2 separate regions of the Homo sapiens genome follow, and region 2 is linked to region 1. Evidence: read pairs that join two places in POLR2A ChIA-PET (ENCODE). Cell type or tissue: K562. All regions are shown on one strand. Links, peaks and the distances in the headings refer to the core of each region. The heading gives the core; the rest is flanking DNA.

Region 1 (8,355 bases), core at 2,435-6,434:
ATATGGACTTCTTTGGAAAGAGAGCCTGGGGCAGAGGTCATTAGTTAAGGATCTCGGGATGAAATTTCGATTTAGGGTGGGCCCTAGAGCCTATGACTGGTGTCTGTGTAGAGAAAGGAGAGGGAGATTTAGAGACACAGATACAGAGGGGAAACACACACACAGGTGAAGGCCACGTGACCACGGAGGGTGTGGAATGACATGGCTACAAGCCGAGGAATCCCTAGGGCCACCTTTTAGAAGTTGGAAGAGGTCGCTGGGCGCGGTGGCTCACGCCTGTAATCCCAGCACTTTGGGAGGCTGAGGCGGGCGGATTGCCTGAGGTCAGGAGTTTGAGACCAGCCTGACTGACATGGTGAAACCTCGTGTCTACTAAAAATATAAAAAATAAGCTGGGCATAGTGGCGGGCACCTATAATCCCAGTTACTGGGGAGGCTGAGGCAGGAGAATCTCTTAAACTCAGTACACAGAGGTTGCAGTGAGCCAAGATCATGCCATTACACTCCAGCCTGGGTGAGTGAGACTCCATCTCAAAAAAATAAAAATAAAAATAAAGCACCCGAGTCTGTCGCACACAATAAAGGTGAGTTCGGTTTGGTAACACTTTGCATCCTATTATTGTACGTGTGCCCATTGGATCACGGTATAGAATGTTCTGTTTTTGGTCAAAACAAAAGCACCCATCTGAAGGAGCTACAAGAGAGTCCCTGAGGCCCCTGTCTTCAGGCCCAACCATCAGGCGAACCTTCCAGACCAATAGAGAGCTATCCTCATGCTAAAATACTCCAGGACTGGGATGTTCAGGTCGGATTAGCTCCACGATCTATCTAAAAGGCCTTTTAATAGAGACATGGCAAAACCCCATCTCTACTAAAAATACAAAAATTAGCCGGGTGTGGTGGTGGGCGCCTGTAATCCCAGTTACTGGGGAGGCTGAGGCAGGAGAATCACTTGAACCCGGGAGACGGAGATTGCAGTGAGCCGAGATTGAGCCACTGCCCTCCAGCCTGGGTGACAGAGCGAGACTCCATCTCAAAAAAAAAAAAAAAAAAAAGAGAGAGATCCTCCTGCCTCAGCCTCACAGAGCGGGTTTGCTTTGGGTTTCTACCTAACTGTGTTTCTCTTTTTTGTGACTTGACAACTGTTATCCAGATCAGTCGGTATTTACAGGACAACAGAGAACGCAGCCCGAGAAGCCCCTCGAGCATCTAACTGGCTCCCTGGAGCCAGGACAGGGAAGGGATCAACAATGAACACACAAGGTCAGGTCAACTCAGTGAAACGGCCCCAGGGCAGCCCGTACCTGCCTCTGGCAAGGTGCTCCTTACTATTCCTTCACATTTCTTCTTACAGATTACAAATAACTAGGCCAGGTGCAGTGGCTCACACCTCTAATCCCAGCACTCTGTGAGGCTGAGGCAGGAGGATCTCTTTTTTTTTTTTTGAGACGGAGTCTCGCTCTGTTGCCCAGGCTGACATGCACTGGCTCAATCTCGTCTGACTACAACCTCCGCCGCCTCCCGGGTTCAAGTGATTCTCCTGCCTCAGCCTCATCAGTAGCTGGGATTACAGGCACCAGCCACCACGCCTGGTTAATTTTTGTATTTTTAGTAGACATGAGGTTTTGCCATGTTGGCCAGGCAGGTCTTGAACTCCCAACCTCAGGTGATCTGCCTGCCTTGGCCTCCCAAAGTGCTGGGATTACAGGTGTGAGTCATTGAGCCCAGCAGGAGGATCTCTTGAGCCAAGGAGTTCAAGACCAGCCTGGGCAACACGGCGAGGCTTCATCTCTACAAAAAATAAAAAATTAGCCGGGCACGGTGGCGCACACCTGTAGTGCCAGCTACTTAGGAGGACAAAGCGGGAGGATTGCTTGCGCCCAGGACGTCAAGGCTTCAGTGAGCTGTGATTCCTCTATCCTGGGCAACAGAGCAAGACCGTCTCAAAAAAAAAAAAAAGAAAGAAAGAAAGAAAGAAAGAAAAAGCTAAGTTTAGGCAACAACGTAAATGAACCTTGCAATCGTTATGCTAAGTAAAAGAAGTCACATTAATACATCAAGTATACTGTAAGATTCCACTGATATGAAAAGTCTAGAATAGACAGATCTAGAGACAGAAAGTAGGGTCGTGGCTGCTGGGGGCTGGGAGGATGGGGGAATGGGCAGTGAAAGCTATGGGTGTGAGCTTTTCTTGTGGGTGATGACAATGTTCTGAAATTATAGTAGTGACAGCTGCACCACTCTGTGAACATAGTAAAAATCACTGATTTGGCCGGGTGTGGTGGGCTCACGCCTGTAATCCCACCACTTTGGGAGGCCAAGGCGGGCGGATTGCTTGAGGTCAGGAGGCCTGCACCTGTAGCCCCAGCTACTTGGGAGGCTGAGGCAAGAGAATTGCTTGAACCCAGGAGGCGGAGGTTACAGTGAGCCGAGATCGCGCCACTGTACTCTAGCCTGGGTGACAGAGTGAGATTCTGTCTCAGAAAAGACAAAACAAACACATTGAATTGTACACTGTAAAAGGGTGAGTTCTGTGGTATGTGAATCACATTATCCCAATTTTAAATTTGCTATAATATAACATAAATTGTGATCATATAATTATCTTGGCCAGCAGCAGCTGGTCAAGAGGGCTTTCTGGGTCATGCCTGGGCTATACCTGCTCCGAGGCTCTCACTTTGTCACACTGGATGGTACAGACACACTTTGTAACCTTCTCCTACGTGGTCCTACATGGCAGGGACCAGCGCATGGGCACACTGACATCTCCTGGGCATTAGGCAATCTATTAACCTAGCCCCACACCACTTACGGGGCAAGCTGGTCCCCTTTCCTTTAGGGTTCTCTTAGCTTTACCCCCCAGTCTTCCTGCCACTCAGTCTCAAACCATTCCTTAAAATTCTGTCCCATTGCCACTGTGCTTCCAGTTCTTATTCCATCTCTTCCTCTCTTTGTAACTGCTTTATTGAGATAGAATTATCATACCACACAACTCACCCTTTGACAGCATCCAATTCAATGGTTCTTAGTATGTTCACAGAGTTCTGCATCTGTCATCACAATCTATTTTATGTATTTATTCATTTTATTTTTTGAGACAGAGTCTCGCTCAGTTGCCCAGGCTGAAGTGCAGTGGCAGGATCTCGGCTCACTGCAACCTCCGTCTCTGGGGTTCAGGCAATTCTCATGCCTCAGCCTCCGGAGGAGCTGGGTCTACAGGCACGCACCACCACACCTGGCTAATTTTTGTATTTTTAGTAGAGATTGGGCTTCACCATGTTGGCCAGGCTGGTCTCGAACTCCTGACGTTGTGATCTGCCCGTCTTGGCCTCCCAAAGTGCTGGGATTACAGGCATGAGCCACTGCGCCCAGCCTACAGTCAATTTTAGAATGCCTTCATCACCTCAAAAAGAAACCCCATTACCTTGGCCATTACTCCCCACTCCACTACCCCCAGCCTGTGGCAACCACTAATCCACTTTCTGTCCTTGTGGATTTGCCTGTTGTATACATTTCATATAAATGGAATCATACAGCAGGTGGCCTTTGGGGACTGGCTTCTTCCACTGAGCAAGTTTTTTCCAGGTCCATCTCTGTATCGGAACTTCTTTTTCATGGCCAAGTAATATTCCACAGTATGGCGGGACCACATTTTATGTATCCGTTCCTCAGCTGATGAACATTTAGGTTGTCTCTGCTTTCTGGCTACTTGGAATAATGCTACTATGAACATTCCTCTGCAAGTGTTTGTGTAGACCTATGTTTTCATTTGCCTTAGGAACCTACAGAGGAACAGAATTGCTGGGTTAACTCAAGGTTTAAGCTTTGGAGGAACTGCCTGTTTCCCAAGGCAGCTACACCAACCTATATTCCCACCAGCAGTGTATGAGGGTTCCAATTTTTCCATCTTCCCATCTCTCTTAGGGATGGGCACAATGGCTCATGCCTATAATCCCAGCACTTTGGGAAGCCAAGGCAGGCAGATTGCTTGAGTTCAGGAGTTCAAGACCAGCCTGGGCAACATGGTAAGACCCCTGTCTCTCCAAAAAATAAAAAAAAATTAGCCAGGCGTGATGGTGTGTGCCTGTGGTTCCAGCTATTTGGGAGGCTGAGGTGGGAGGATCACTTGAGCCCAGGAGGTTGAGGCTGCAGTGGGCTATGATTGTGACACTGCACTCCAGCCTGGGCGACAGGGCAAGACCCTGACTCAAAACCAAAACAAACAAAACCTCATTGGTTAGGAGCCCCCAAGTGGACATCACAAAGGGTCACACGGACCCACCACTGGCCACCACACCCTGGCATTGTCAGCGCTACAGAGCTGATCCCTTGCTGCCTCCAGCGCCCAAGGATGCTGAAATCCTTTGCTCTACATTCTACCTGGTCCGTCACTATCCATTTCACCCCCGTAAGGGAACTAATGAGTCCAGTAATCCCCATTGTGGATAACTTCCCAACTTACTATGGTTTCTAAATTCAATTTTGCTCTTCAAATGAAACGTCAGCAAATTAGAGGTATCCCTACACAGAGTGTAACTGGGATGTCCCTGTATGCAAGATGATGCTAGATTCCTGCCAAGTAATCTGACATGGTCCTCCCCTCCTTCCATCCCACACTGCAATGAGAGAGCACCTGCTCAGGACTCCCTCTTTTCATTTATAAATATTTATTTATTTAGAGATAGGGTCTTGCTCTGTTGCCAAGGCTAGAGTGCAGTGGTGTAATCACAGCTCTCTGCAGCCTTGACCTCCCAAGGCTCAAGCAATCCTTCCATTCCAGCCTCCCAAGTAGCTGGGGCCAGAGGTGTGAGCCATCACACCTTGCCAATTTTTCAATTTTTTGTAGAGATAGGATTCTTGCTATGCTATCCAGGCTGGTCTTGAACTCCTGGCCTGAAGTAGTCCTCCTGCCTCAGCCTTCCAAAGTACTGGGATTACAGGTGTGAGCTGCTGTGCCCGGCCAATTTTTGTTTTCATTTTTGAGCTGAGACTTTCTCCAGACCAACTCCCTCTTTTCACTTTCTCTCCTCCTGAAACCCACCCATAAGAATGATGAACTGAGCCAGGTATGGTGGCTGATGCTTGTAGTCCCAGCTACTCAGGAGGCTAAGGCAGGAGGAACACTTTAACCCAGGAGTTTGCATTTAGCCTGGACAACACAGCAAGACCCTGTTTTTTTAAAAAAATAATAAGATGTCCTGGAATTAAATACTGATGACTGTTGCTTAACTCTGTGAATATCCTAAAACACACCAAATGGTACACTTTTAAAAGGTGAATTTTATGCTGTGCTAATTATATTTCAATAAAGCTGCTGTATTAAAAAAGTGACGTGAATTAAAAATGTAACCATCCACCATCCACAATGTGTTAAACGTGTACTGTTAGTGAAACCTTTAGAATATATATTTTTTCAATATATGACCATAAATCAGTGTATGAAGCCGTGCATGGTGACTCACATCTATAATACCAACACTTTGGGAGACAAAGGTAGGAGGATCGCTTGAGCCCATGAGTTTGAGACCAGCCTGGGCAACCCTATCTCTAACACACACACAAAAATACAAAAATTAATTGGGCGCGGTGGTACGCACCTATAGTCCTAGCTCCTTGGGAGGCTGAAGTGGGAGGATTGCTTGAGCCTAGGAGGTCGAGGCTGTAGTGAGCTGTGATCGTACCACTGCTCTCCAGCCCAGGTGATAAGAGCGAAACTCTGTCTCAAAAAAAAAAAAAAAAGGCGTGGTGGCTCACGCCTGTAATCCCAGCACTTTGGGAGGCGAAGTGGGCGGATCACGAGGTCAGGAAATCGAGACCATCCTGGCTAACACGGTGAAACCCAATCTCTACTAAAAATACAAAAAATTAGCCAGGCGTGGTGGCAGGCACCTGTAGTCCCAGCTACTCGGTAGGCTGAGGCAGGAGAATGGCGTGAACCCGGAGGTGGAGCTTGCAGTGGGCCAAGATCGCGCCACTGCACTCCAGGCTGGGGCACAGAGCAAAACTCTGTCTCAAAAAAAAAAAAGAAGGAAAAAAAAACATTAGTGTATCTACTGCTTTGAACATATTGAACATAATCAGACTAGAACTCTATACTCAGTTGAAACTATGAATCTATCTCTGACAAAAGCAGAGAAGCAAGCAAATTTAATTTAGTTCACATACAACTTAATTTGCATCACAAAAATGAGAACAACTGCTGTCACCGAATGCTCTCGGAGGACATTATTTTACCCAGTTTCCCTCCCTCACCCAGTCAGCCACAATCCTCCCCTCAAAAAATTCCTCCAGGCAGCTGCGAGGCTTCCACTGGTGCTGTTTTGCACCTAGAGAGAGGGTTTTCAAACACAGTAGTTCTTGACCGTCTCAGGGGGAAAGTAAAGTTTACCTAACAAATAACAAAGAAACAGCGATTGGCTGGACTTCATATAAGGTCTCTGGGCTTTTAAATGATTTTCAGAGAGGTGGCAGCAAAAATGTTTTGTAAGTCATAGAGTTTGAAGAGATAGAAACATGACCCAGGATGAGTGAGAATGAGGGAGATCTTGACACACGATCTGAGCTATGTTAAACATGTGCTAGGTAAACACCCAGGGAGGCACAGCCAGTCACCACGGCCCTGGCCCACAAAGGGCAATGGCCTTGAAGCCGTAATTGCTACTGTGTGACAAGAATGAAAATTATACTACAGCTATGCCAGAAACAATGTATGTGCTACTTCCCCTTTCAAAGTGGGGACATTCTCAAGTCGATTTAAGCAAGAAAGAGAGAAGGAACCAAAGAATCTCTTTTCTTTCTTTCTTTATTTTTTTTTTTTTTTTTGAGACAGAGTCTAGCTCTGTTGCCCAGGCTGGAGTGCAATGGCGTGATCTCGGCTCACTGCAACCTCTGCCTTGCGGGTTCAAGCGATTCTCCTGCCTCAGCCTCCCAAGTAGCTGGGATTACAGGCGCAGGCCACCACGCCCAGCTAATTTTTGTATTTCTTAGTAGAGATGGGGTTTCACCCTGTTGGCCAGGCTGGTCTCGAACTCCTGGCCTCTCTGCCCACCTCGACCTCCCAAGGTGTTGGGATTACAGGTGTGAGCCATGGTGCCCGGTCTCTTTTCTGCTTCTCTAAGGTATGCCATTTAAAAATGAAATATGACCGGGCGTGGTGGCTCATGCATGTAATCTCAGCTCTCTTGGAGGCCAAGGAGGGGATATTACCTGAGGTCAGGAGTTCGACATCAGCCTGGCCAACATGGCGAAACCCCGCCTCTACTAAAAATACAAAAAATTAGCTGGGCGTGGTGGCACACACCTGTAATCCCAGCTACTCGGGAGGCTGAGGCGAAATTGCTTAAACTTGGGAGGCGGAGGTTGTAGTGAGCCAAGATCACACCACTGCACTCCAGCCTGGGCGCCAGAGCGAGACCGTCTCAAAAAACAAAAGGAAAAAGAAAAAGGAAACACACTTTGAAGTATATATACACAGTGGCATGATTAAATCTAGCTTAGTAACAAATGCAGCACTTCGCATAGCTCTCATTTTTGTGGTGAAAGTGCTTAACATCCGCTCCTCTTGCATTTTTCAAGAATATGTCACGTTGCACATGATAAATACATACACTGTTATCTGTCAGTTAAAAAAACAAAAACAAAAACCACAGGCTGTGGCAGCTCACGCCTGTAATCCTAGCACTTTGGGAGGCCGAGGTGGGAGGATCGCTTGAGTCCAGGACTTCAAGACCAGCCTGGGCAACATAGCGAGACCCCACAAAAAAAATTTTTTTTTTTTTTTGAGATGGAATCTCGTTCTGTTGCCCAGGCTGGAGTGCAGTGGCACGATCTCGGCTCACTGCAACCTCTACCTCCCGGGTTCACGCCATTCTCCTGCCTCAGCCTCCTGACTAGCTGGGACTACAGGCACACGCCATCATGCCCAGCTAATTTTTTGTATTTTTAGTAGAGACGGGGTTTCACCGTGTTAGCCAGGATGGTCTCAATCTCCTGACCTCGTGATCTGCCCCCCCCCGGGCCTCCCAAAGTGCTGGGATTACAGGTGTGAGCCACCGCACCCGGCCCAAAAAATTTTTAAAAATTAGCCAGACATGGAAGCGCGTGTCTGTAGTCCCAGCTACTTGGGAGTTTGTGGCAGGAGGATTATTTGAGCCCAGGAGTTCGAGGCTGTAGTGAGCTATGATTGTGCTATTGCACTCCAGTCTGGGCAACAGAGTGAGACCCTGTCTCTAAAAAGAAAAAAAAAATTTTAAGTAAAATCACATACTAATTTCAGAAGAAAACAAAAACTAAATAAGCTATACAAAACCAAAACAAAGTAACGTTTACAAAAATGAAATGTATTATGCCTGCCAG
Region 2 (6,039 bases), core at 1,029-5,028, 1.2 Mb after region 1:
GTGCCGCAAAGTGAACTCTTGGGTTGTATCGACTGAGCATCACATGGGATCTGCAGAAATTCTACCATTGAACCCCCAACAAAGCACTGGATGAGGGTGATGCGCTGACTTAAAGATGGAGGCCCCTCGGCCAGGCACGGTGGCTCACACCTGTAATCCCAGCACTGGGAGGCTGAGGTGGGCGGATCACGAGGTCAGGAGTTCAAGACCAACATGGCCAGCATGGTGAAACCCCATCTCTACTAAAAATACAAAAATTAGCCGGGTGTGGTGGCAGGCGCCTGTAATCCCAGCTCCTCAGGATGCTGAGGCAGGAGAATCGCTTGAAATGGGGAGGTGGAGATTGCAGTGAGCCAAGATCACGCCACTGCACTCCAGCCTGGGCAACAGAGTGAAACTCCATCTCAAAAAAAAAAAAAAAAGGCCCCTCAAAGTCCTCTACAGATGGCCAGTGTTGCCTGAAACCTGCCCAGGGTGATGCTGGCTTCATCTGAGCAGGCAAAGCCCTTTGCCCAGATAATCTGTAACAAGGTAGGGCAAGGGTGAGAGGAAGAGCACACACAAGCCCTCTGGGGGAACCTGTCCTTTCTCAGAGATGCCCCTAGGTCTCCCTACAAAGGGTGTTCCTTCAAAGGCCGGTAGAAGACCCCCGGCTTCCACAGCCACAAATGACTGGATTGGGATGGGCACCAGACCCATGCTGGTCCAATCCAATCCCCTGTCTTGGAGATCTGGGTTGGTCCTCAGTCTGTTGGGCACACAGATGCCAAGCATCACAACTGGCACAGTTCATTGTCTTACTCGGCCATTTTCCTTCCCAAATGTCACAGTCCACTTTCTCAGTCTCATTCGTTTTTGCTCATTTCTGGGTCCTAAACTAAATCTTTTTCTTTCTTTCTTTCTTTTTTCTTTTGAGACAAGAGTCTTGCTCTGTCACCCAGGCTGGAGTGCAATGGCGTGATCTCAGCTCACTGCAACCTCCACCTCCCAGGTTCAAGTGATCCTCTTTAGCCTCCCGAGTAGCTTGGACAGGCATGCACCACCACGCCTGGCTGTTTTTTTTTTTTTTTTTTGTATTTTATTTTATTTATTTGTTTATTTGGAGACAGAGTCTTGCTCTGTCGCCCAGGCTGGAGTGCAGTGGCGTGATCTCCGCTCACTGCTCTTGGCTCACTGCAACCTCTGCCTCTTGGGATCAAGTGATTCTCCTCTCTCAGCCTCCTGAGTAGCTGAGACTACAGGTGCGTGCCACCACGCCCGGCTAATTTTTGTATTTTTAGTAGAGGTGGGGTTTCACCATATTGGTCAGGATGGTCTCGAACTCCTGACCTCAGGTTATCCACCCACCTCGGCTTCCCAAAGTGCTGGGATTACAGGCATGAGCCACCACACCCAGCCTTTTTTTTTTTAGATGGAGTCTCGCTCTTTCGCCAGGCTTGAGTGCAGTGGCACTATCTCGGCTCACTGCAACCTCCGCTTCCCGGGTTCAAGTGATTCCCCTGCCTCAGCCTCCTGAGCAGCTGGGACTACAGGCGCATGCCACCATGCCCAGCTAATTTTTTGTATTTTTTAGTAGAGACGGGGTTTCACCATGTTGGCCAGGATGGTCTGTACCTCCTGACCTCATGATCTGCCCGCCTCAGCCTCCCAAAGTGCTGGGATTACAGGTGTGAGCCACTGTGCTTGGGCGATTATTATTATTATTATTATTATTATTATTATTATTATTATTATTTGTATTTTTAGTAGAGACAGGGTTTCTCCATGTTGGCCAGGCTAGTCTCGAACTCTTGACCTCAGGTTATTTGTCCACCTCAGCCTCCCAATTACAGGCATGAGCTACTGTGCCCAGCCTAAACAGAATCTTAAAATGGTAGGTTCTACTCTCCCTTGCAGAGGAGTAGATGCCCTTCTATGTGACTCTCCCCTATAAATTAGCGTCTTCAACCAGGGGTGATACTACTCCACCACCGCCCACCCTCCCCCCACCAGGGTATATTAGGCAGTGTCTGGAGACACTTTTGGTTGTTTCAAGTGGGAGGCAGGGGATATATTCCTGGCATCCAGTGAGTGGAGGCCAGCAATGCAGCTCAACATCCTACAGGGCGTCGGACAGCTCCTTAGAGAATTACCTGCCCCAAATGTCAACAGCAAGGAGGTTGAGAAACCCTGCTGTAAGTGTTATTGCTAACAAAGTAGTCTTTTAAGTTATCCGAGACTTAAGACTGTTGCTGTAGTGGTCACTTTGAACCTCTAAAAAGTTTGTAATTTTTTTTTTTTTTTTTTTTTTGAGACGGAGTCTTGCTCTGTTGCCCAGGCTGGAGTGCAGTGGCGCGATCTCAGCTCACTGCAAGCTCCGCCTCCTGGGTTCACGCCATTCTCCTGTCTCAGCCTCCCGAGTAGCTGGGACTACAGGCGCCCACCACCACGCCTGGATAATTTTTTTGTATTTTCAATAGAGACGGGGTTTCACCGTGTTAGCCAGGATGGTCTCGATCTTCTGACCTCGTGATCCGCCTGCCTCGGCCTCCCAAAGTGCTGGGATTACAGGTGTGAGCCACTGGCGCCCGGCCTTTTTTTTTTTTTTTTTTTGAGACAGAGTCTCACTCTGTTGCCAGGCTGGAGTGCAGTGGTGTGATCTCGGCTCACTGGAACCTCCGCCTCCCGGGTTCAAGCGATTCTCCTGCCTCAACCTCCTGAGTAGCTGGGACTACAGGCACGTACCACCATGCCCAGCTAATTTTTGTATTTTTAGTAGAGACGGTGTTTCACCATGTTGACCAGGATGGTCTCGATCTCCTGAGAAGTCTGCAATTCTAATTGGTTGTCTTAGTCATTGTTATAACAAATTTTGGCTTGGGTATAAATAAAATATTTAAACTTAATGTTGTTAGTTTTAACATAATTTTCAACTTTTTAGTATATTGTTTAATTATCTTAATGTTCTTGGGAAAAAATTAATAACAAAATGACTGATTTTTTTTAGCCACCAGTTTTGGTGGTGATTTGTTGCCCAGCAGTAATTAGCCAGAACAGACACTGTTCATTAATCAGTCCCTTCATGCCAGAAGGGAAAAATGCGTCCCAAAGGTCCCGCCTACGTCCTTTTGCTAGGCCCCCACGCATTGCTCACCTCCCATTTCCCTTTGCAAAGGCCACATCCACTTCCCTTTGCAAAGCCCCACCCACTACATTTATGAAGCCCCACCCACATCCCTTTGCAAACCCCCACCTACCACATTTGTGAGGCCCCATTCCATCTCTGCTTACCTCCCACTTTCTTTGAAAGGCCACACCCACTTCCCTTGTAAGGTCACACCCCCTCCCTCTGCTCACATTTCACGTCCTTTGAAAGGTCACACCCACTTTCCTCACAAGGCCCCACCCACTTCCTTTCCTCACCTTTCACTTCCTTTGAGAGTCCCCACCTACTTCCTTTGAGAGTTCCCACCCTTGCCAGGTCCGACCTCCTCCCTCTGCTCACCTTCCACTTAGGCCACGCCCACTTTTCTTGCAAGGCCCCGCCCTCCCCTTTCCCCAGTGCCCACCTCCCACACTTACAGAGTACAAGTTGTTGTTCTTCTTCATTGGCAGTCTGTACTGGATGATCGCTTTTAGGGGCTCTAGGCTGCTCTGTGGAATCTGAAAGAAAGTTCCCTGTGGGCTTCATGGCAACCCAGCCCTGGGAAAGACTAAAGCTGGGTTAGATGTCCTAAGTAAGCTCTCTCCAGCAACTCTAGCCTCTTTTTTTTTTTTTGAGACACAGTCTTGCTCTGTCGCCCAGGCTGGAGTGCATTGGCCCAATCTCGGCTCACTGCAACCTCCGCCTCCCGGGTTGAAGCCATTCTCCCACCTCAGCCTCCTGAGTATCTGGGATTGCAGGCATGTGCCACCATGCCCAGCTAATTTTTGTATTTTTAGTAGAGCCGGGGTTTCACCGTATTGGCCAGGCTGGTCTCGAACTCCTGACCCCAGGTGATCCCCCCGCCTCGGCCTCCCAAAGTGCTGGGATTACAGGCGTGAGCCACTGTGCCCAGCCTCCAGCCTCTTTTCTTCCCCTGCCCACACTATAAAATGCTGCTATTGGTCTTGACTGACTCCAAATGACTTGGTTTCAGGACTCCTGGATTCTTTGTAGTCCATATCAGTAGCTTCCAACAGTGTCGGTAGAGGATGACAATAGTCTGCCCGAGACAACACATCTCTGACCAAATTATGCTACACAGAATTGTGGATCTTGGTTGATGAGCTAAAAGAAGTCCCTCATGGCTCTTCCTTTTCCAGGACTTTGCACCTTGCAGCCCAGATTTAGCTAACCTTTTACTCGGAGTCAGGCAATAAAAATCCTTCATGAAGTTGGCTGGAACCTGGACAAGTGCAGAGCCCTCTACCCATACCTAGCACGGTAAGGTTCAGGTGACCTGCGGGATTCTTTTTTCTTTTCTTTCTTTCTTTTTTTTTTTTTTTGAGACGGAGTCTCACTCAGTCACCTAGGCTAGAGTGCAGTGGCGCTATCTCAGCTCACTCCAAGCTCCGCCTCCTGGGTTCATGCCATTCTCCTGCCTCAGCCTCCCGAGTAGCTGGGACTACAGGCGCCCGCCACCATGCTTGGCTAATTTTTTGTAGTTTTAGTAGAGATGGGGTTTCACTGTGTTAGCCAGGATGGTCTCGATCTCCTGACCTCGTGATCCGCCCACCTCAGCCTCCCAAAGTGCTGGGATTACAGGCATGAGCCACCACGCCCGGCCCCTGCGAGATTTTTATACTCTGTTCATGCCAAAGAAAGCGGGATGGGGTCTCTCTATGACACTTCTAGCCAATCCAATGAAAAAGTTACTTGCAACATCCATTTTGCTAATCATAACCACGCCTCTGGCATGCATTGGAGAGAAAAGATGGCAGAAGCCCGTATAGCAGCTGGACAGGAGTTTTCCAGAGAGAAGAAGAAACAGACATTCAAGGAGCCTGGGGCAGGCAACAGCTTGGGATGTCTGAGGGATACAAAAAGTCCAGGATGGCCAGAGTGGGGACCCAAGAGAGTATGATAGGGGAGGGGGCATGAAAGAATGGTGAGGCCCAGATCAGCGGAGCCTTGGAGGCAAAGATGAGGAGTTTGGAGTTTATTTAACTCCAACAGAAAACCGCTAGAGAATTAGAGGATTATAAGCAGAGGAGGATCTGTGATTACTCCCCCAAATAAAGATCTCCAAGTGGAGCTGGGCATCCAATTTGGGAGAAGCATGTCAGGAACCTGGTTTTGAATCTTCTAGACCTAGCAACTGGAACAATAAATCCTCCACAGACTTCACCTTCAATGAAACTAGGAGTCAGAAATAATTCAGATATTGCTTTATTCACTTAATGCTGGACCTGCTAGAACCAGGACAGAAATCCACAGCAGCCAGGTGGGTGTAGAGGGGAAGGTTGTGTATGTGGCATTTTCCAGTTATGGAAAACTCAAATTAAGCCAGCATTCCCAGCTGGAAGAAGGACCCCACCCACCCACCAGCACCCACCCCATAGTGTGTTCTGCTAGGAAGAGGACAAACAGGTATGACATGAGTTTTGGGAACCACCGATGCATCACTTAAGAAAGTAATTTTGTGAGCAGTGGTTCATGCCTGTAATCCCAGCACTTTGGGAGGCCAAGGCCATTGGATCACTTGAGGCCAGGAGTTCAAGAGCAGTCTGGCTAACATGGCGAAATCCAGTCTTGACAAAAAATGCAAAAATTAGCCCGGTGTGGTGGTGTGCACCTGTAGTCCCAGCTACTTGGGAGACTGAAGCATGAGAATCACTTGAACCTGGGAGGTGGAGGTTGCAGTGAGCCAAGATGGCGCCACTGCTCTCCAGACTGGACGACAAAGTGAGACAGTCTCAAAAAAAGAAAAAAACAAACAAAAAAAGAAAAGAAAAGAAAAAGAAAAAAGAAAAGAATTTTTAAAAGCTCTAGGCCAGAGGTGGAGGTCTGTCCTTCCTGAACCAAGTCAGGAATTAGGAGTCAAAGGAAGCCAGGCAGGAGAAAGTGTTGTATTTCAC

Evidence for each region. ChIA-PET counts read pairs that join two places held together with the same protein. Peaks named below come from ENCODE experiments on the same cell type or tissue, not always from the same donor. Only the 100,000 strongest peaks of a DNase experiment are listed, where the experiment ranks them.
Region 2: POLR2A ChIA-PET joins it to region 1 with 5 read pairs; 2 of 35 experiments call an interaction of 5 or more read pairs at or near these places.

Annotation. Positions count from the first base shown.
Region 1 is chr19:7,397,158-7,405,512 of GRCh38, reverse strand. All of the region lies in intron 10 of ARHGEF18 (Rho/Rac guanine nucleotide exchange factor 18), which reads right to left. Among named protein-coding and RNA genes, the nearest start is that of ARHGEF18-AS1, 6.3 kb to the right of the region's middle. RefSeq lists silencers at 5,663-5,863, 7,523-7,723 and enhancers at 6,501-7,005, 7,006-7,511. In K562, for the core only: no CTCF peak of the experiment used is centred there; no DNase peak of the experiment used is centred there.
Region 2 is chr19:6,158,818-6,164,856 of GRCh38, reverse strand. ACSBG2 (acyl-CoA synthetase bubblegum family member 2) reads right to left here. Exons shown (of 15, transcript NM_030924.5): 6 at 3,562-3,642. The region is part of intron 2 of LOC105372255 (a long non-coding RNA gene); the gene reads left to right. Among named protein-coding and RNA genes, the nearest start is that of ACSBG2, 26 kb to the right of the region's middle. RefSeq lists a silencer at 3,313-3,372. In K562, for the core only: no CTCF peak of the experiment used is centred there; a DNase peak (open chromatin) is centred at 3,336; H3K4me3 peaks cover 262 bases.